Linked DNA regions of Homo sapiens: region 1 is linked to region 2. Evidence: chromatin loops called from intact Hi-C (ENCODE). Cell type or tissue: spleen. All regions are shown on one strand. Each heading gives the region's core, and the rest is flanking DNA. Links, peaks and the distances in the headings are about the cores only. Region 1 overlaps SETX (senataxin). Region 2 overlaps TTF1 (transcription termination factor 1).

Evidence for each region. Hi-C counts contacts between places; a loop is a spot of excess contacts. Peaks named below come from ENCODE experiments on the same cell type or tissue, not always from the same donor. Only the 100,000 strongest peaks of a DNase experiment are listed, where the experiment ranks them.
Region 1: a loop joins it to region 2, with 8 times the contacts of the local background. A loop is called at or near these places in 4 of 110 quality-filtered maps.

Annotation. Positions count from the first base shown.
Region 1 is chr9:132,318,831-132,328,882 of GRCh38, forward strand. SETX (senataxin) reads right to left here. Exons shown (of 26, transcript NM_015046.7): 10 at 7,494-10,052. Among named protein-coding and RNA genes, the nearest start is that of SETX, 31 kb to the right of the region's middle. In spleen, for the core only: no CTCF peak of the experiment used is centred there; no DNase peak of the experiment used is centred there; H3K27ac peaks cover 1,036 bases.
Region 2 is chr9:132,376,966-132,387,017 of GRCh38, forward strand. It overlaps TTF1 (transcription termination factor 1), which reads right to left. Exons shown (of 11, transcript NM_007344.4): 9 at 9,591-9,656; 10 at 2,094-2,179. Among named protein-coding and RNA genes, the nearest start is that of TTF1, 25 kb to the right of the region's middle. RefSeq lists enhancers at 5,296-5,455, 6,873-6,922. In spleen, for the core only: no CTCF peak of the experiment used is centred there; DNase peaks (open chromatin) are centred at 5,126, 6,773 and 7,646; H3K4me3 peaks cover 1,908 bases; H3K27ac peaks cover 5,511 bases.

The DNA of each region.
Region 1 (10,052 bases), core at 1,811-9,810, 57 kb before region 2:
GAAGAAAAAAGGGGGAAAACCTAAGAAATTCTTTTCTACTTTAATTCCCATCTATAGGAATTCTAGTCTGCTCTACTTACTATTTCCTTCCCATCCCAAGAACCCAATCACATCCTAGGCTGCCGCACAGTTTCTCACAATATGTATCAGTTTAACATCTTCAACTACACTCCCTGGCTTCAGCAATGTCACTCCCAAAAGAGAGGGCCATTAGCCCGTGATCATTTGACATCAAGTAAACAGCATCACAATCTAACCAGATGCTTAAGCCAAAAACTTCAGAATCATCCTCCCTTCTTAACTCCCACATCAGTTCTATCACCAAGTCTTCTAAGTACTCTCTCCAAAATTTACCCCCAATATATTGAATTCCTCTCCATTTCTACAGCTCCCACCCAAATCAAGCCACCATCACCTTTCTCCTGGGCTACTATAGTAGCCCCTTGACTGGTCAACTGCATTTATGCTTACCTTTCTAAAGATTACTCTCCACAGCAACAGCAAATGGTGTGTAAAAAACGTAAACTGGTTACTATTACTATTCCCCCAGTCTAAATGACCAACCAAATAAAAATCTTTCAGTACCTTCTCACTGAACTGAGAATGAAATATCAACCTGCAGCTTACAGCGCTGTATCTGGCTCTCATTTCTCCAATCTTATTTCATTTCTCTTTACCCCTTATCAGCTACTTCACTTCGGCCATACCAGCCTAATCTCTTTCTTCGTTAAGACTCAGTTCCCATCTCATGGCATTACATTCTTGACATTCCACCCCACCTCCTGAACAATACTTTCTTCTTCTGGATGTCAGCCAGGTCTCAAGAGCAGCCTCCCAATATTGCCACTCACAACAATTCATCATTTCTGCCTATTTGTTTCCTTCACAGAACTGATTACAATCTGAAATTAGCCAAAGCATCCATAGCCATACCACCCTAAATTCACCCAATCTTGTCTGAAATTAGCCACAGAAATAGAGCCATCTCCCTACTGGGCACTGAGAATCCAAGTTAGTGCCTAATGGTACTAAGTTAGTGTCTAAGGGTACTCCTTGCCTGCCTGCTCCCTGTCCATGCAACCTACAATGACCTCTACACAGGAGAGGCAACAGTAGAGGACTGCAGATAACAGAAAGCATATCTAAGTTTTAAAATAAAAGAGCATTTGCCACAACTGACTGCAAAAAATTGGCCCCTGGCAAAACAGTGCACATGTATCCAATTAACACTTTTATGTGTTAAATACAAGGATTAAAAAAAAAATTCTTCTTCCCGTCACATCAATATACAAAAGACTCATTTCTAAAAGTTGAATCTGTTCTCATTTGTCTTTCGTAAGAGATAATTCTACGTAATGTCACTACATTCCACTTGCAATAAAACATAACCAAATAATTAAATCTATGTTTCAGGTTCTAAATAGGATATAAACCAAATTTGGTAACCCCAAAAAAAAAGTCTAGGCCGGGCGCAGTGGCTCACGCCTGTAATCCCAGCACTTTGGGAGGCTGAGGCGAGCAGATCACAAGGTCAGAAGATTGAGACCATCCTGGCTAACACAGTGAAACCCCGTCGCTACTAAAAATACAAAAACAAAAATTAGCCAGACGTGGTGCCGGACGCCTGATGGCGGGCGCCTGTAATCCCAGCTACTCGGGAGGTTGAGGAGGGAAAATGGTGTGAACCCGGGAGGCAGAGCTTGCAGTGAGCCAAGATCGCACCACTGCACTCCAGCCTGAGCAACAGAGCGAGACTCCAACTCAAAAAAAAAAAAAAAAAAAAAAAAACTAAACAAGGCACCTTAATACCACCAATAATTATTGGCCTGTATAAACCAGAAATGCTTAAATAAGACGGTTGAAATCGTATGGTTAAAAAGAAAGGTGTAACTTCAAAGTAGATTGAACACACACCATTTCCTTCCCTCCTGAAACCCCACTAAAACACCAAAGAGATTTTAAAAAACAGCATTGACCAATTAGAACAAAAAGGACAGAAGAGGAGACAACAGTAACCACACTTTGGAAGCTGCAAAGCAGAGGGATGAATGGAACTAACTCAGCAAGCCCAAGAACGTGAACTCCAACTGGGAAGCAACAGCTCTCTCTAGAAGGATGGCTGGAGGGCAACTGTTCCTCCCTGGTCCCAGCAAAAAATGACAAGAGATTTTGTCTCTAGAGAGGATAAGCAGTCTCTGACCTTGAGGACAGCAAGGATGAGGATGAGATAGTAGTAAATGTTTACACACTGAATGCTCCAACACCTCTCCTCCGTCCCCCACTCCTACCCAGCCCTCTTCCCACACTCAGCTCCCTGCCACGCCTACATTTCCCAGGTAAAATATGTGACGATTCTTTTTTGGGAACTGAGACCTGACAGGAAAAATAAAGACTAAAGACATTGGGAGGCCGGGCGCGGTGGCTCACGCCTGTAATCCCAGCACTTTGGGAGGCCAAGGCGGGTGGATCACCTGAGGTCAGGAGTTTGAGACCAGCCTGACCAATATGGCAAAACCCCACCTCTACTAAAAACACAAAACTTAGGGCTGGGCGCGGTAGCTCACACCTGTAATCCCAGCACTTTGGAAGGCCGAGGTGGGTGGATCAAGATGTCAGGAGATCGAGACCATCCTGGCCAACATGGTGAAACCCCGTCTCTACTAAAAAATACAAAAAATTAGCCAGGCATGGTGGCAGGCACCTATAGTCCCAGCTACTTGGGAGGCTGAGGCAGGAGAATGGCATGAACCCAGGAGGCGGAGCTTGCAGTGAGCTGAGATCATGCCACTGCACTCCAGCCTGGGCAACAGAGCGATACTGTCTCAAAAAAAAAAAAAAAAAAACTACAAAAAAAAAAACCCACAAAAATTAGCCGGGTGTGGTGGTGTGCACCTGTAGTCCCAGCTACTCAGGAGGCTGAGACAGGAGAAATGCTTGAACCCAAGAGGCAGAGGTTGCGGTGAGCCGAGATCGTGCCACTGCACTCCAGCCTGGGCAACAGAGTGAGACTCCGTCTGAAGAAAAAAGAAAAAGAAAAAGAAAAAAAGACATTGATTGACATAATGGTGGGGTGGGGCTTCCTAATGAAGTGCCAATGGTCAACAAGCCCACCCTTTCACTCAGAGCTTCTGGTGTTTTCATCTTTTATATATATAACAAAATACAGATTATAACTGCACCTAAGCACAAAACCTTACCATGAAGAATGAAACTAATGCTGGGTTTTACCCTGCTATGGCGCCCTTCAGATCACGTTTGCCTTCCAGAGTGCAACCATAAAGAGGCTCGTTTTTGTAAAAGTATCTGAAGATTTCATGTTTTCCTAGGCATCTTTTTTAACCTATTGCTAATCAAATTTATTCTCTTTTTAAAGTAATATTTTTTAAATGGAGACGGTATTTCATACAACATAAAACTCACCATTTTAAAGTGTACGTCTCAGTGGTTTTTAGTACTATGGTTTTATTTACTATGCTGTGCAACCATCACCACTACCTAATTCCGCACCATTTCCATCACCCCAAAAGAAACACTGTACCTATCAGCAATCCCAATTCCCCCCTCCTTCCTTCCCCTGACTACTACTCATCTTTCTGTCTCTACAGATTTGCCTATTCTGGACAATACATATGAACGGAATCATATAATATGTGACCTTCTGTCCCTGACTTATTTCACTTAGCACAATGTTTTCAAGGTTCATTAGTGAACACAGATCTTCACTTCTTTTTATGGCTGAATAATATTCCATTCATTGTATGAACAGACCTGTTTATCCATTCATCAACTGACACACATTTGGGTTGTTTCCACTTTTTGGCTACCATGAATAATGTTCCAATCTACTCTTTAGTTTCCTGTTCTTAAATGTGAGTAGACCACCAGAAATCATTACCACCTGAAAAAAGGAATTAACAGAAAGGACTATAAACACTAAAATGAACAGGAAAAACCAACTGGGGAAACACGAACCATGCAAAAAGAGAAAAACTTTTAGCTAACTTTAAAATTATCATAAACTTTAGCTAATAAAAAATACCACATCCATGAAATAGAATAAAGGACTATTCAGAGAACAAGAGTTCCAGGAAACTAAAAATACGCTAAAAAGGATTCAACGGACTTAGGAGAAAAGTTGAGGTGGCCTCCAAGAAAGGATAACAAAAAGAAAATGAGATGAAAGATAGAAAAAATTAAAGAAAATGAGAAGATTAAAGAAATTCTAAGACATGCAAGATTTCAAAAATGTACCTCTCATATATCCTCTTCTCTGGAAGCCTGAAGGACAGGCCTCGCTAACATGAGTAACCAAGAAAGATGACGGGGGTGGAGGAGATACAGACCCAACCCAAGGATAAGGACTACTATTTCAGGAATATCATCATGCACCACACACAGAACAAATTTATAGATTAACTAACGTACCTGATCATGAGCGATTTAAACATTCAAGAAAAGACATCCTGGCATTAATTTAGTGATAAGTAGAAAATTAAATAAACATATAAAACAATAAATCCAAGGAAAACACAGAGTTTGGAAGGAAATGGAAAGGCAATTACAGCATACTACATGGCTTAGCTGAAGATATCTTTCACATAGTCAAAATAACAAAAATGGATCTAAAAATTTCAAGACAATCCCATAATGAGGGTGAGGGAACAGGAAGAGTGTGTGCAAGGGTTGGGCTGGAAATGGGGGTAGTTCCTGAAGCAGGAAACAGAAACGCCTAAAACTGAAAAATCAAGGAGTTACAATATGGACATGTTATTCAGAAATATGGAAGGAAGGCCAGGCGGGATGGCTCACGCCTGTAATCGTAGCACTTTGAGAGGCAAAGGCAGGTGGATCACTTGAGCCCAGTAGTTTGAGACCAGCCTAGGCAACATGGGAAAAACTCTGCCTCTACTAAAAATACAAAAATTAGCTGGACATTATGGTGTGAGCCTGTAGTCCCAGTTATTCAAGAGGCTGTGGTGGAAGGACTACCAGAGGCCAAGAGGTTGAGGCTGCAGTGAGCCATAATTGTGCCACTGTACTCCAGCCTGGGGGACAGGAGTGAGACCCTGTCTCCAAAAAAGAAAAAAAAAAGATAAAAATGGAAAGAAATTTCCAAAGGACTCATTAAGAATAGAAAATAGTTACTTGAGGGGATGAGGGGTGCCTGATGTTCTTTATAATGGGCCAGATAGAAATCTTTGACTATTTTAAACTCTGTATATGTACAAATGGAACTTGTGCTCATTCTGTTTTTAAAAAGCTGAGACTACAAAAATGTCCTGAAGGAAATAAATCTTAATAAATATCTTTTAACTCAGGAAATGAAAGTAAGTGTCTACCCTTCATAGGGTTATGAATGGCTTCTAAGCAATTTAGTGCTTTCCAGCGAAAATAAAGCAACTCCTGCTAAAACAAAAGTACCTTAGGAAAAAAAAATAATAAAGCAACTCTCAAAAATGGCTAAAATTTGAGGTACGAATTGATCAAAAGATTTAACATAAAGTACATTGATGAAGATACGTTCACTCAAGCTTTATAAAAGCCATTTATCTTGCCATGTACAGTGTTAACAACTCACTTCTCTTCTTTTGTAGTAGACTTGTCCCTTTGTACATTACACTTCCTTCCCCAACACTCCAATCTTGTTACCAGACTGTCTTTGCACTCCACTCTGCCTGTAACATACTTCCCACAGTTAACTCCTAGTCACTTGGGTCTCAGTGTAAATATCATCTGCTCATAGAGGTTATCTGATCTCTCCAGAAAGTGCCCTGTCCCCTTTGTTCTAGATCATACTAGAGTCCTTATCTCAATCCCAAATGGTCACTTCCAGAGAGCAGAGACCTCACACCTGTCTTGTTCACCACTTTATCTCCCATGCTTGTAAGAGCACTTGGCACATACTAGGCACTCAAATATCTATCAAGCTAATGAACCATGACTATTTACCTCAACATTGTTGGTTTTAAGAGTATTACTGTATACACGAAAGTTTCTTTTGAGGATTAACTAAAAATTTGCTCCCACTTCTTACCTGCCTTGAAAACACACACACAAAAATCCTTCTAAACGCAGTTGAATGCTTACACTAAAGAATTATTTGATGTTTTTCTCAAATTTTAACGGGAATCTTATCGTTTGTCAACTCTACTTGAGTAAGGAGGAGAGAAGAACCAGAATAGGATGTGCTGGGGTTGGGGAGGCTGTTACACAGAGCAGCTGCTGTGATGAGTAAGAAACTGGCGGCCAGACGCAGTGGCTCACGCCTGTAATCCCAGCACTTTGGGAGGCCAAGGCGGGCAGATCACAAGGTCAGGAGATTGAGACCATCCTGGCTAACATGGTGAAACCCCATCTCTACTAAAAATACAAAAAATTAGCCGGCCGTGGTGGCGAGAGCCTATAGTCTCAGCTACTCGGGAGGCTGAGGCAGGAGAACAGCCTGAACCCGGGAGGCAGAGCTTGCAGTGAGCCGAGATTGCACCACTGCACTCCAGCCTGGGCGACAGAGCGAGACTCGTCTCAAAAAAAAGAAAAAAGAAAAAAGAAAGAAAGAAACTGGGAAGTCTGACGTGTAGGGAAATTTAGGATTCATTACTTTGTGTTCAATGTAATTCACCCTTTGCCACCTCCTCAAGAAAACTACAGCAGAGGTCTCTTACTTAAAAACAAAACAAATGCACATGGGAAACTATCTCCTCTGAGAAGTCTTCCTTTACCCGTGCGTCAATAAACATTTCCTTCTGTGTTACCTCTGCACTTGGTATATTAGCACCCTGAGTTGTGTCTATCAGCTCCAAGGAGCAGAGTTTCCAGCCAGGCACAGTGGCTCATGCCCGTAATCCCAGCACTTTGGGAGGCCGAGGCTGGTGGATCACCTGAGGTCAGAATCAGAAGTTCAAGACCAGCCTGACCAACATGGTGAAACCCCTTCTCTACTAAAAATACAAAATTAGTGAGGCCTGGTGGCGCAGGCCTGTAATCTCAGCTACTTGGGAGGCTGAGGCAGGAGAATCACTTGAACCTGGGAGGCAGAAGGTTGCAGTGAGCAAAGATCGCACCATTGCACTCCAGCCTGGGCAGCAAGAGCAAAACTCCACCTAAAAAAAAAAAAAAAAAAAAGTGTTTCCTCTGTATTGCCAGTATCTAAAACAGTGGCTGGCACAAATGTCTGTTCAACATGAAATCTAAAACCAGTATCTAAATCGAAACGGTCAATTTTAATTTAACTATACTTTTTTTTGTTTTTTCTTTTGAGACAGAGTCTCACTCTGCCGCCCAGGTTGGAGTGCAGTGGCGCGACCTCGGCTCACTGCAACCTCCGCCTCCTGGGTTTAAGCAATTCTCTGCCTCAGCCTCCCGAGTAGCTGGGATTACAGGTGCCCGCAACCACGCCTGGCTGATTTTTTGAACTATACTCTCATTTTCACTCAGCAAGGTAAAGAGGTAACTTGAAAAGTTTGGAGAGGCATACAAATGAAACACATACTTACTGTTTCAAAAGTATTCAATACCATCAAAGGGAAAAAAACATTAAAATAATCTCCATAATTGTGAAATCTGACAGGCACAGGTCTTGAGATGGACTGACAAAGACTTGCAGGGGGCCCACACTGACCAAAGTTCAAAAACATTTCATATTTCCATTTTAAGACCTCTTTAACGAAGGTGTCAGAGACAGACTGTGATGACAAAAGAATGTTTACTGGAGAGGAAGATGGAAAATATTTGCTTTCACCAAATGGAACTTTGCAACCTTGCCTGTTGGAATTATTCGGAGACTGAGGATGAAGAACATTGCACGAATTCTTCATTTCACCAACTGGCTTCTGAGCTATGAGGGGAACTGGCTGTGGTACTTTCAAAATCGACTGTATCCCCTTTGACTTATTTTTTAGAGACGGTGAAAGTGCTGAAGAAGTTTCCAAAGATTTAGAAAGACCAGCAATTCGTGAAGTACTCTTTGAGCTAAAAATCTTAGTGGTAGGTCTCAAAGGTTTAGATGCAGGAGGAGGCAAGCCAGGTTTACGAAATACATCTTCATCTGCTGCTTTCACTTCAGAGTGTTTTGGGCAGTATTCACCCTGGTTTTTTGTGGTTTCAAGACAATCTTTGTACTTACACTTTGTGCCACTCAAAGATTCCAACTGAGGCCGACTTACAGAATCTTCTTCAACCTCAACTGTATCTTTTCCATGAATTAGTTCAATGAGTTTATAATTGTCATTCTCCATTTGTGAACATAAATCCATATCTTCAGGATCATTTTGGGTTAAAAATAAGTTATCTTCCTCTGCATCACTGCTGGAGTCAGGCTCTCCTTCTTTCAAAGCTGCCATCTCTATATGACGTGCTGTTGGATCACCTCCACCCAGAGGGTCTTCTGAAGTGGAGACAATTACTTCATTTGTTGGTACTGTTCCATTTAACACTACAGAATCACACTGGTTCAAAGGGCAAGCATCATCAGTTGCTGGAGACCCATGTTTTGCTTTTATGGTTTCTGGTTCAGAAGGCATGCATTTTATTAACTGTTTTCTGTTACTGTTGGCAAGTACCTCAGTTCCTCCTGTACAATTATAATCTGACCTATCAGATTCTGGTACAAATATGTCAGAATTCTGTGCTGTATGTGACCCTGCTCTTTTAACATCTGTACTTTCACAATCAGAAAGTCTTCGTCTATTTTTTTGTGATTTGGGTCTGATCTGCCTTTGCATCTGAAGTTCTTGACTAGTCAGAAGTTTCTTATTATTTCTGACAGACAGGTTCTGAGGAGAAATTAATTTAGTCTTTTTTCGGGTATCAACTACTCCAACAGTTTTGCCATGATCACGTAATTGAGCTACATAATCCAAAGACCGCTGGGACAACTCATATGCCTTACGAGGACCCTTTTTCAGGCCAAGTTTCTCAGCTGTTGAAGTTGGCTCAGGACACTGACGAAATTTCTTTGGCGGCACTATAGCAGGAGTTGTTCTACAACTTAGGTAATTTGAACTTCTATTCTGTCCTTTTTTGGCATCTGAATGAGTTTTCTTAGGGGTCTTAGAAACTGGAACTTTCCTGATGGGTTCTGTACAAGTACAAAGCTTTGAAGACTTCTTTTGTGAAACCGTAGTGGCTCTCTGAATACGTGAATTGGGAGTTGAAGTCCTTCTATCAATACTTTTAAAATCATTTCCCACAAGATCTCTCTTATTAGTATCAGACTGGCCCTCATTTCTGACAGAAGATGAAGGCCTCACAGGATCTTCAGCCATTGGTTTTTCAGATCGTTTTCTCTTAGGCTTTTTTACTTCAATTTCACAAAATTCTTCAACAGAAATACTCCGTGGTCTTGTGTGTTCTTCAATGCCCTCTGCTCCTTTTTTAACAACTTCAGATACATAATCTGTACAACCCTGACCATTTGTAGTATTGGCTATAGGAGCCAAACATTTTTTCTCACCATCTTGAACTGAATTATTATCGTCTGGATGATCTTGCCAAACTGAAAACACTTCAGATGAACTTTCAAACTCAAAACACTGAGAATCAGATTCCTCAAACTGAAAAAGAGTCTCTGTCTTTTCTTCCTTTACTGGATTCTTTTCCTCCTTACTATTAACTGTTGAAACGTGCTGCTCTGGATGTTCCCTCTCAAGGCATATTTTGTCCTGTTTAGTGAGTTTCTCAAGACTCAGGATTCTTTCATCATCATCATCATCAGAATCTGAAATAATAATAACCTGTCCACGGGAGGTATCTCCAACATTATTTTGGTTAGCTGTGAAACATCTTTTATCTTCTTTTACTTTCCTTTGCAGCTGCGATGAGTTCTGAGGTGAATCGGATGGGAACGTAATAACACTGGCTTGAGCTAGTAAAGATAATTTGTGAAGGTCTCTGTCTATCTGAGAATCCGTTAAGGTGTCAGATTTAGGACTGATGTCAGGGGCCTGTTCTCTTGTCAAGTTAGAATAAATCACACTGGTACTATTACTCATCTCCTCATCTCTTGATTCAGGTACAGTCATAAGATCTTTAAAGGGAGATGATTTCTTCTCTGA
Region 2 (10,052 bases), core at 816-8,815:
CATCTGGCCAGAAATTTGTGTTTTTAACAAGTTCCTCACATGGCTCTGATGATCTGAGTTTGGGACTTACATATCTAAACCACCCACAAATGGCTACAAAGAAGGAACTGGGTGTCTTTTATTCTTTCTGGAATATGTGTATGCTTCTGTGTATGTGTGTACATGCATGTGGTGTGTGTGAGTGCATGCATGTGGTGAGTGCATGCATGTGGTGTGTGAGTGCATGCATGTGGTGTGAGTGCATGCATGTGGTGTGAGTGCATGTGGTGTGAGTGCATGTGGTGTGTGTGAGTGCATGCGTGTGGTGTGAGTGCATGTGGTGCATGTGAATGCATGTGGTGTGAGTGCATGTGGTGTGTGTGTGAATGCATGTGGTGTGAGTGCATGTGGTGTGTGTGAGTGCATGTGGTGTGTGTGAGTGCATGTGGTGTGAGTGCATGTGGTGTGTGTGAGTGCATGCATGTGGTGTGAGTGCATGCATGTGGTGTGTGTGAGTGCATGTGGTGTGTGTGAATGCATGTGGTGTGTGTGAGTGCATGCATGTGGTGTGAGTGCATGCATGTAGTGTGAGTGCATGTGGTGTGTGTGTGAATGCATGTGGTGAGTGCATGTGGTGTGTGTGAGTGCATGTGGTGTGTGTGTGAATGCATGTGGTGTGAGTGCATGTGGTGCGTGTGAATGCATGTGGTGTGTGTGAGTGCATGTGGTGTGTGAATGCATGTGGTGTGAGTGCATGTGGTGTGTGTGAGTGCATGTGTGTGTGAGTGCATGTGGTGTGAGTGCATGTGGTGCGTGTGAATGCATGTGGTGTGTGTGAGTGCATGTGGTGTGTGTGCATGTGGTGTGAGTGCATGTGGTGTGTGTGAATGCATGTGGTGTGTGTGAATGCATGTGGTGTGAGTGCATGCATGTGGTGTGTGTGAGTGCATGTGGTGTGAGTGCATGTGTGTGTGAGTGCATGTGGTGCGTGTGAATGCATGTGGTGTGAGTGCATGTGGTGTGTGTGAGTGCATGCATGTGGTGTGAGTGCATGTGGTGCGTGTGAATGCATGTGGTGTGAGTGCATGTGGTGTGTGTGTGAATGCATGTGGTGTGTGAGTGCATGTGGTGTGTGTGAGTGCATGTGGTGTGAGTGCATGTGGTGTGTGTGAGTGCATGCATGTGGTGTGTGTGAGTGCATGTGGTGTGTGTGAGTGCATGTGGTGTGTGTGAATGCATGTGGTGTGAGTGCATGTGCGTGTGAATGCATGTGGTGTGTGAGTGCATGCATGTGGTGTGAGTGCATGTGGTGTGTGTGAGTGCATGTGGTGTGTGAATGCATGTGGTGAGTGCATGTGGTGTGTGTGAGTGCATGTGGTGTGTGTGTGAATTCATGTGGTGTGAGTGCATGTGGTGCGTGTGAATGCATGTGGTGTGTGTGAGTGCATGCATGTGGTGTGAGTGCATGTGGTGTGAGTGCATGTGGTGTGTGAATGCATGTGGTGTGAGTGCATGTGGTGTGTGTGAGTGCATGTGGTGTGTGTGAATGCATGTGATGTGAGTGCATGTGGTGGGTGTGAGTGCATGTGGTGTGAGTGCATGTGGTGTGTGAATGCATGTGGTGTGAGTGCATGTGGTGTGTGAATGCATGTGGTGTGAGTGCATGTGGTGTGAGTGCATGTGGTTGGTGTGAGTGCATGTGGTGTGAGTGCATACGTGTGTGAGTGCATGCATGTGGTGTGTGTGAGTGCATGTGGTGTGAGTGCATGTGGTGTGTGTGAGTGCTTGCATGTGGTGTGGTGCACGGGCATGTCATGTGTGCATGTGCTGTGTGCACGAGTGTGTGTGTGTGATGGCAACACCAGCAGGACTCAGTTATTTACAGAGTGGTCGCTAAGTGTCAAGCACCGGGATGACCACACCCTACACGTTCATGCTTCATTTAGGACTTCTGGAAGTCCTGTCAGATAGGGATTATAATCTGCCTGTTTCCACCATTTTGCAGCTGATGAAGCTGAGGCTCTAAGTCCAGTCACCTGCCTAGGTGACTTTCATTACCAGCATGTGGCACCAAATGCCATGTTCTTAGCCATATAAATATTAAGAATACTAACCTGGAAAAGTCTTTTTCTGCCAAAATGGAACATAGACAGCTTTCAGCCTAGAAAATTTAGTTTGAACGTAAGATGGAGGAACATCACTTTAGAAAAGGAAAGAAAAGATAAAAAGCAAGTTAGTTTAAAAATCTATCATTTCAATACAGTGTAGTAAGTACATTTATTCAGGTGAGGTTTATAGTTTTTTTTATCGTAAACATAAGATCATCATACATGTGTGATACAAATATGACACAATTTTTGTGGAATATGGAAAGCTATTGTTTATTTGGTTTAAAAAAATGTAAAGGGGAAAAAGAATCAGTAGTACAGAATGGATTCTATTTAAATTAAGATAACTTGTATCACTAGTCGAGAAGGCAAAGTATAGAAGGCAAAGTATAATGCCGGCTAACGGGCTGATGCTTACCTTGTGCTCAGCCCTGCCCTAAGCACCTTAACTGCAGCAATAAATAATCCTCACGACAACTCAAGGAGGGAGTTACCACTCTCTCCCTCGTGCTGGAGAGACGAGGAAACTGAGGCACAGAGAAGTTGCCCAAGCTCACATGGCTAATCAGGGATAGAGCTGGGACTTCATCAAGTAGTGTGACTCCAGATCCTACCCTCTTAACCATTACACTCAGGACACATACATATTGGTCACAATTCAAAGACAGATGTTCCCTGATGTTTATTTCACAAAGCTAAAAAGAGCAGATGCTTATGAGGTTTTGGTACGTTTTCAATTTACAAAACATTTCAATTTACAATAAGTGGGTCAGAAATTATTCTTAAATTGTATTTTAAAGTAAAAAACCACTAAACTTTTTGGGCACTTTTTCCTAATAAAAGGGGAACATTAAAAAACAATTAACTAATCCAGTTGTTAAAATGATTAGCATGAAGAATTTGATCTGCTAAGTATGTAGAGGTAAAAGATGATCAGATTCTTCCGACCTCTTCATCACAGCAACCACTAGCTGAGGACGTATGTGCCAGGTACCAGACAATGTCTCTTTCTCGCATTATCTTCTTTTTTTTTTTTGGATGGAGTCTCGCTCTGTCACCCAGGCTGGAGTGCAGAGGCACATTCTCAGTTCACTGCAACTTCTGCCTCCAAGGTTCAGGTTGTTCTCCTGGCTCAGCCTCCTGAGTAGCTGGGATTACAGGTGCCCACCACCACGCCCAGCTAAATTTTTGTATTTTTGTATTTTTAGTAAAGATAGGGCTTCACCATGCTGGCCAGACTGGTCTTGAACTCCTGACTTCAGGTGACCCACCTGCTTTGGCCTCCCAAAGTGCTGGGACTACAGGCATGAGCCACTGCACCTGGCCCATTATCTCCTTTAGCCTTCCTGACAGCCTATTAAACCATAATGCAGATGAGGAAACAAAGGCTCAGACAAATAGGGAACAACTGCCCACAGACTTTAAGTGGAGTCCCTGGACTCTATGCCAAATCTGTCTCACTCTGAAACCCCAGCTCTACGGCAGCCTGTGCCTTTTCCCTTCCCATAATGCTGTGCGCCCAACATGCTGCAGACCCAAGCCCATGCTTCAGGAAGCAACAAGAACTGATCTGGACGTTTTAAAACCAAGCAAGTGTTACACCTCATTAGGTGGAGATGCTATCCTTAAATCCTGCCTATATAATTCACAAAGTCTTTAAGAATCTGAGGAGACTGAACCTTCAATATAATTTTTACCATTTTGTTATTAAAACTTTGAGAGTACGTAGTATTTCAAATAGTATTTGACTAGATGCCATAATCTCTATCTTAGAGTTTTGAGATTCGTAAATCTGAAATAGGTAATCAGTTCATCAGTTACCCCCTACCTGGATTTTGTGGGGCCCTTTTATTTATTTTTATTTAATTTATTTTCTTGAGACAGGGTCTCACTCTGTCACCCAGGCTGGAATGCAGTGGCGTGATCTCGGGTCACTGCAACTTCTGGCTCCCAGGCTCAAGCGATCCTCCCACTTCAGCCTCCAGAGTAGCTGGGACAACAGGCATGTGTCACCACGTGCAGCTTAATAATCAGTTTTTAAACATGTAATTTTATTTAAAACCATAAAAACCCATTTTAGTTTTAAAAATCATGTGATCTGAAGAAATGTCACAAAGCATACACAAATTTAATGGAAAAGCTGAATTTTTTTTTTTTTTGAGATGGAGTCTGGCTCTGTGGCCCAGGCTGGAGTGCAGTGACGCAATCTCGGCTCACTGCAACCTCCTCCTCCTGGGTTCAAGCAATTCTGCCTCAGCCTCCCCAGTAGCTGGGATTACAGGTACCTGCTACCACGCCCAGCTAATTTTTGTATTTTAGTAGAGATGGGGTTTCACCATGTTGGGCAGGTTGGTCTCAAACTCCTGACCTCAAGCAATCCACCCGCCTTGGCCTCCCAAAGTGCTGGGATTACAGGCGTGAATCACCACGCCCGGCCGAAAAGTTGAATTTTTAAAAAGTGGTTTGACATTATAAAGGGCTTTGTCAATGTAAGTCGTTCTCAAGATGGGAGCTGGTGGGGTGCACATCAGCGTCACCTCCTTCAAAGCACCTGGCACCCTCCCTGCTTGGGGCCTATGATGCTGAAGAGTGGGCACCCTGCCCCTCAGATGAGCTAGAAAAGAAAAGACTTTGGGACCACGGCATGTATCTGTGAGTCCTGGCAGGGCCTGGACTAAGAATTTCCAATTCTCCACATTCAAGAAGGAAGAGACGGATTGTCCTTTCTTGTTTGGTTATAATCCCAAACCATAAATAACTAACCACCAGAACCAGTTTAAACCCTCCCTAATGGTTCCGCAGAATATTGACTAGAAACAAAACAAAATCTTTCCTAATGGACCAATGGCGACCTCACACCAGTAGCCACACTTCTGGAAGTCAGCCAGGCTGCAGCAGCCTCACCCCACTGTCTACCTTCCAAAACCAAAGGCCAAACAATCCCTCAACATCCCTGCATCTGAAAGTCACTGATCCCCGAGCCCCATGATGCTCGGCAACACGTAGAGGGCCTGTGCTCTGCAGCCCAGCTCTCCCTTGCGTAGCAAGCAGTAAGTTGAGATATCGAGAGTGGTGGGCCCTCCAATCGCAGGAACTGATTAAAATGCAAGAGCTATGTGCAGTGAAGGCTCACAGTGAAGGGAAAGAGAGACAGCTTATAAACACAAGAGCCATGTTCAATCTCACTTCTCACATGAGAAATGCAAATGAAAACCACAAGGAAACTGACAGAAGCTTAAAGAGGAACAGGATCTTTATATAGTCTTAAAATGTCTTCCCACAGCCATTTCTTACCACCAAAGGAAGAACCAGTATTTTTATACAGTGGGGAAAAGAGGCAGATGCTGCCTTAGCTAAATAATAAAAAAAAGTCAAAACGAGAATTATGTACCTTGTGACGTAATGCAGTGATAGCAAACATCAGGAATATGCTGTACTCCTGCCCGAAGGACACAGCCTGAATCTCCTCAAGAGGAAATACCAGACAAGTGCCAACTGCGGACATTCTACAAAACACCTAGCCTGTATTCCTCCAAAATTTCACTACCATCAACAGCAAAGATGGACGATCTTCATAGATTAAAAGACAGTAAGGAAGGCCGGGCATGGTGGCTCACGTCTGTAATCCCAGCACTTTGAGAGGGATTAAGGCCAGGAGTTCAAGCATAGCCTGGGCAACATGGCAAAACCCCATCTCTACTAAAAATACAAAAAAAAAAAAAAAAAAAAAAAGTCAGGTGTGGTGGCTCACGCCTGTAATCTCAGCAATTTGGGAGGCTGAGGTGGGTGGATCACTTGAGGTAAGGAGTTTGAGACCAGCCTGGCCAACATGGTGAAACCTTGTCTCTATTAAAAATACAAAAATTAGCCAGGTATGGTGGCAGGTACCTGTAATCCCAGCTATTCAGAGGCTGAGACAGGAGAACTGCTTGAACCCGGAAGGTGGAGGTTGCAGGGAACCGAGATCACGCTGTTGCACTCCAGCCTGGGCAACAAGAGTGAAAATCCGTCTCAAAAAAAAAAAAATTAACTAATTAAAAAAAAAACTAGCCAGGCAGGGTGGTGCATGCCTCTAATTCCAGCTATTTAGGTGGCTGAGGCACAAGAATTGCTTGAACCTGGGAGGCAGAGGGTGCAGTGAGCTGAGATCACACCATTGTAACTCCAGCCTGGGCAACAGAGTAAGACTCTTGTCTTCAAAAAAAAAAAAAAAAAGGACACTAAGGAAATGGAACAATTATTAAAGGGGGAAAATGCTATCAAGGACATTACTGGGACAACTGGTGAAATCTGAATGTGGACTATGTTTTAGAGGGTGTACTATATCAATGTGAAACTTCCTGATTCTCGATTGTACTATGGTTATGTAAAATAACATCCTTGCTTGGGAAGTGGTATCTGCCACTAACTCTTGAATGGTTATGGGAAAAACCGTATTCCCTTGGAGGAGGGAGAGAGGGATGATAAAGTGAACGTAGCAGAATGTTCAGAAGAGGCGACTATGGGTAAAGGGGATGCGGGGTTCTTTCTGTTACTCTTGCAACTTGTTTAGCTTTTTGAAGCCTTTAAGAGACTTTGCATACATTTCATTTGCCTTTCTTGGGTGTCTTCGGTGGCAGGTGGGCTGGAGGGAGGGCTGGTCTGATTTATTTGGTCCAGAGCACAGAGACTGGAAGTCTCGAATAAACACACACATTGCAGCTTTCCTGTTCTGTGGCGCTGGCACACCACCCTGCAACCACGCAGTGTTTCCTCACCCAAGACTGTATCTTGGCGCTTTCTTTGCCCCACCACCGAGGGGCTTTCTCATGATTTTTTGTAGCTATAAAGAATGTCACTATATGGGTAAAATACATATATAGCCAGTCCCCTATTAACAGGCCTTTTGCAGTCAGTTACTCTGTATACAAGTCATTTCATGTATGTGTGAAGTTGTTTTGTAGAATGTATTTCTAGAAATGGAATTACTAGAATTATTTGAATTTTGAATGGTACTAAGGCTGCAAAGTATGTAAAATTTACCAAAACAGATAACAGTAATTGGAGGGAGTGAATGTAGATGTTTAATAAGGACGGCTGGATTTTGACAGTTGCTGAACTGGGGTGATGGGTACATGAAGCTTCATTTATTTTGTATCTGTCTAAAATTTTCCTAATAAAGTTTCTGAAAAAAATAATTGGGCATTGCTAATAAAGCAGTACTTAGAAGAAAACATATGGCCTTAAATGTATATTACAAAGAAAGAAAAATGGAAAATGAGCTAAGAACCCATCTCAAGAAGTTGAAGAACAGCAGCAAAATAAACTCAAAGAGAGCTGAAGGGAGGGCGTGATAAAGAGCTGACATTAGAATAATCACAAGATAGGGTCAACGCAATCAAAGCTGGTGCTTTGAAAAGACAATCTCTGGTAACTCCTATTCAAGCAGTAACAAAAGAGAGTAGGTATAAATAGCCAACATTAGCCATCAGAACATCACTCAGATCCTGCAGACATTTTGCATAAACCATCTACGGAAAATAGATACTGGTTTCCTGTAGGGCTACGCGTGGCTGGTGAGTGGTAAGGGGACACTTTTCACTGTGTTTCCTTTCAGGTTTCTTTCTTTCTTTCTTTTCTTTTGAGATGGAGTCTTGCTCTGTTGCCCAGGCTGGAGTGCAATGGCATGATCTCGGCTTACTGCAACCTCCGCCTCCTGGGTTCAAGCGATTCTCCTGCCTCAGCCTCCTGAGTAGCTGGGACTACAGGCACCTGCCATCATGCCTGGCTAATTTTTGTATTTTTGTAGAGACGGAGTTGAACCATGTTGGCCAGGCTGGTCTTGAACTCCTGACCTCAGGTGATCTGCCCACCTTGGCCTCCCAAAGTGCTGGGATTACAGGCAAGAGCCACCGTGCCCAGCCTACGTTTCTTTAATTCTGGACTACGTAATCTATTACCTATTCCAGAAAAACAGCAAAATCAAACTGAACAGTCAAGTCCTTTTTCCTTATGGGTGGGGCATGATATTCAGTTCTGTATTTGAATTGTTACACACAACTAAAACGTTCTAACTGGGAACCGACCAAGTCATTTAACCAGCGCTAAAGCACGGGGTCTCGGCAGGGTAACACATCTGAGTCACCTGGAGCTCTGAACAATCCTGACAGCCAGACCCCACACCAGACCAATCCCATTCATGCGAAGCCAGACCCCACACCAGACCAATCCCATTCACGTGGCACTGGTATTTTTTAAAAGTTCCCCAGATGATTTTGAAGTGAGAGCTGGGCTGAAAACCAGAGAATTGCTAGTGTTTACAAAGTTCCAAATTGGGTACACAAAGGTAACTGGAACTCCTGGATGTCTGGAGCGTGTGCTGAGTTGTCAACTGTCTGAAGTCCCCTGAGGCGTGGGAGTCTGGCCTGCACACGCACCCAGCCCATCGCTGCCGTCATTTTACTCACTGTTCTGGGCCACCTGGTCCCTTTCCAGTCCCTTGAATGTGCCCAGCCAGTGCTGGCTCAAGGTGTCCGCATTCACTACTCTCTGTCCGAACATCTTCAGTCTCATCCCCGCATGGCTACCCTGCCACCGCTTCTGCTTCCATAGTCTTCCCTAACCACTCTATCTGATTGCCCCCGACGTCCCTTCTACTCTATTTTTGTTTTCTTTTTGGTACCATGCTATCTGAAATGAGCTTATTTGTTTACAGTCTCTTCCCAGAACTAAATGTGAGTTCCTACTCTGTGCCTGGTATACAGAAGGTAGTCAATAATTATTATTAGTTTGATATCGTTATCATCAATGTAGTTTTTAGGTTAATTCTATACTATACAAAACTTGGCATTTGTGTCAGCAGAATGGATGCTCTACCAGGCAAGGAACTTGTCTTTTGTTCAATGCTGTATCCCCAGAGCCTAGAAAAATGCCTGGCATATAGGCACCTCGTATTTGGTGGGTGAAGAGTAATTCTGAGCCTTTGATTTTTCAATAATTGGAATTGATAAAAGGTATGTACTGGGAAAATTCACTTCATTGTTACTAAAGTACCTATAATATCACCTCCAATGCCTGCCAAGGTCAACTCGACTGTATGGTAATACTTCCTTACACGATTATTTTTCCACTGGAAAACTGAAATAGGAGGGAGGTGGGTGGGCCATAGGTATTATGCTCTAGCTAAAATCTGTAATCACAAAACACCTGAGGCGTGATGATCTATGTGACACTAAAAAAAGGGAAGAAAAATGAAAAACATATCCAACTAGTGATGTATTTAGTGTCATGAAAACCTGATCTACCTAGCAGCTCAGAGCCTTTACGTATACACTGCTCCTAAAATTACAGTTTCCTCTGCACTAACAAATTGGTTTCCTAGCAAATACACTGAATTTTAACCACCACTTATACAAAATTCCAAATGCAGCATCATTATCAGCCCTGTAAGATGATAGGGAGTTATTGTATTTATTAAGTCATCTCTATATTTTAATTAGTTTAATATTAAACAAATGGTCTTACCCTATGGCACTAGCAAGATCTTCCCAGTCTATTTCATTAGTATCTTCCACATTTATTTCATACAACCTGTGAGAAAAAATAAAAATTAAATTTTCAAGCAAAAATAATCATGATAGCCATCTTCATGGACGCGTGGAGTGCTGAGAGCTGGAAGGTATGTGCGCTTTCGCCGCATTCCAGCTCCCTCGTTACACATGCACAGTGAGCTCAGCATCCCAGCCCAAGGTTAATCCAGGTCAGTCAGTTGGTGGGCTACAGAGATGGGCTGAAAAGACCTCTTTCCTCTTTCTGAGCCCTTTGTTTCTCTCAACAAACCATGTTGCTTTCTCACAGTAAAAAACACCACCTCATCATTCAACATAGACACACAGTAAGAGGACATCTGTACTATGTGACAGACACTGTGAAGGTCTTTTTTTTGATACAGGGTCTCGCTCTGTCACCCTGGCTGGACTGCAGTGG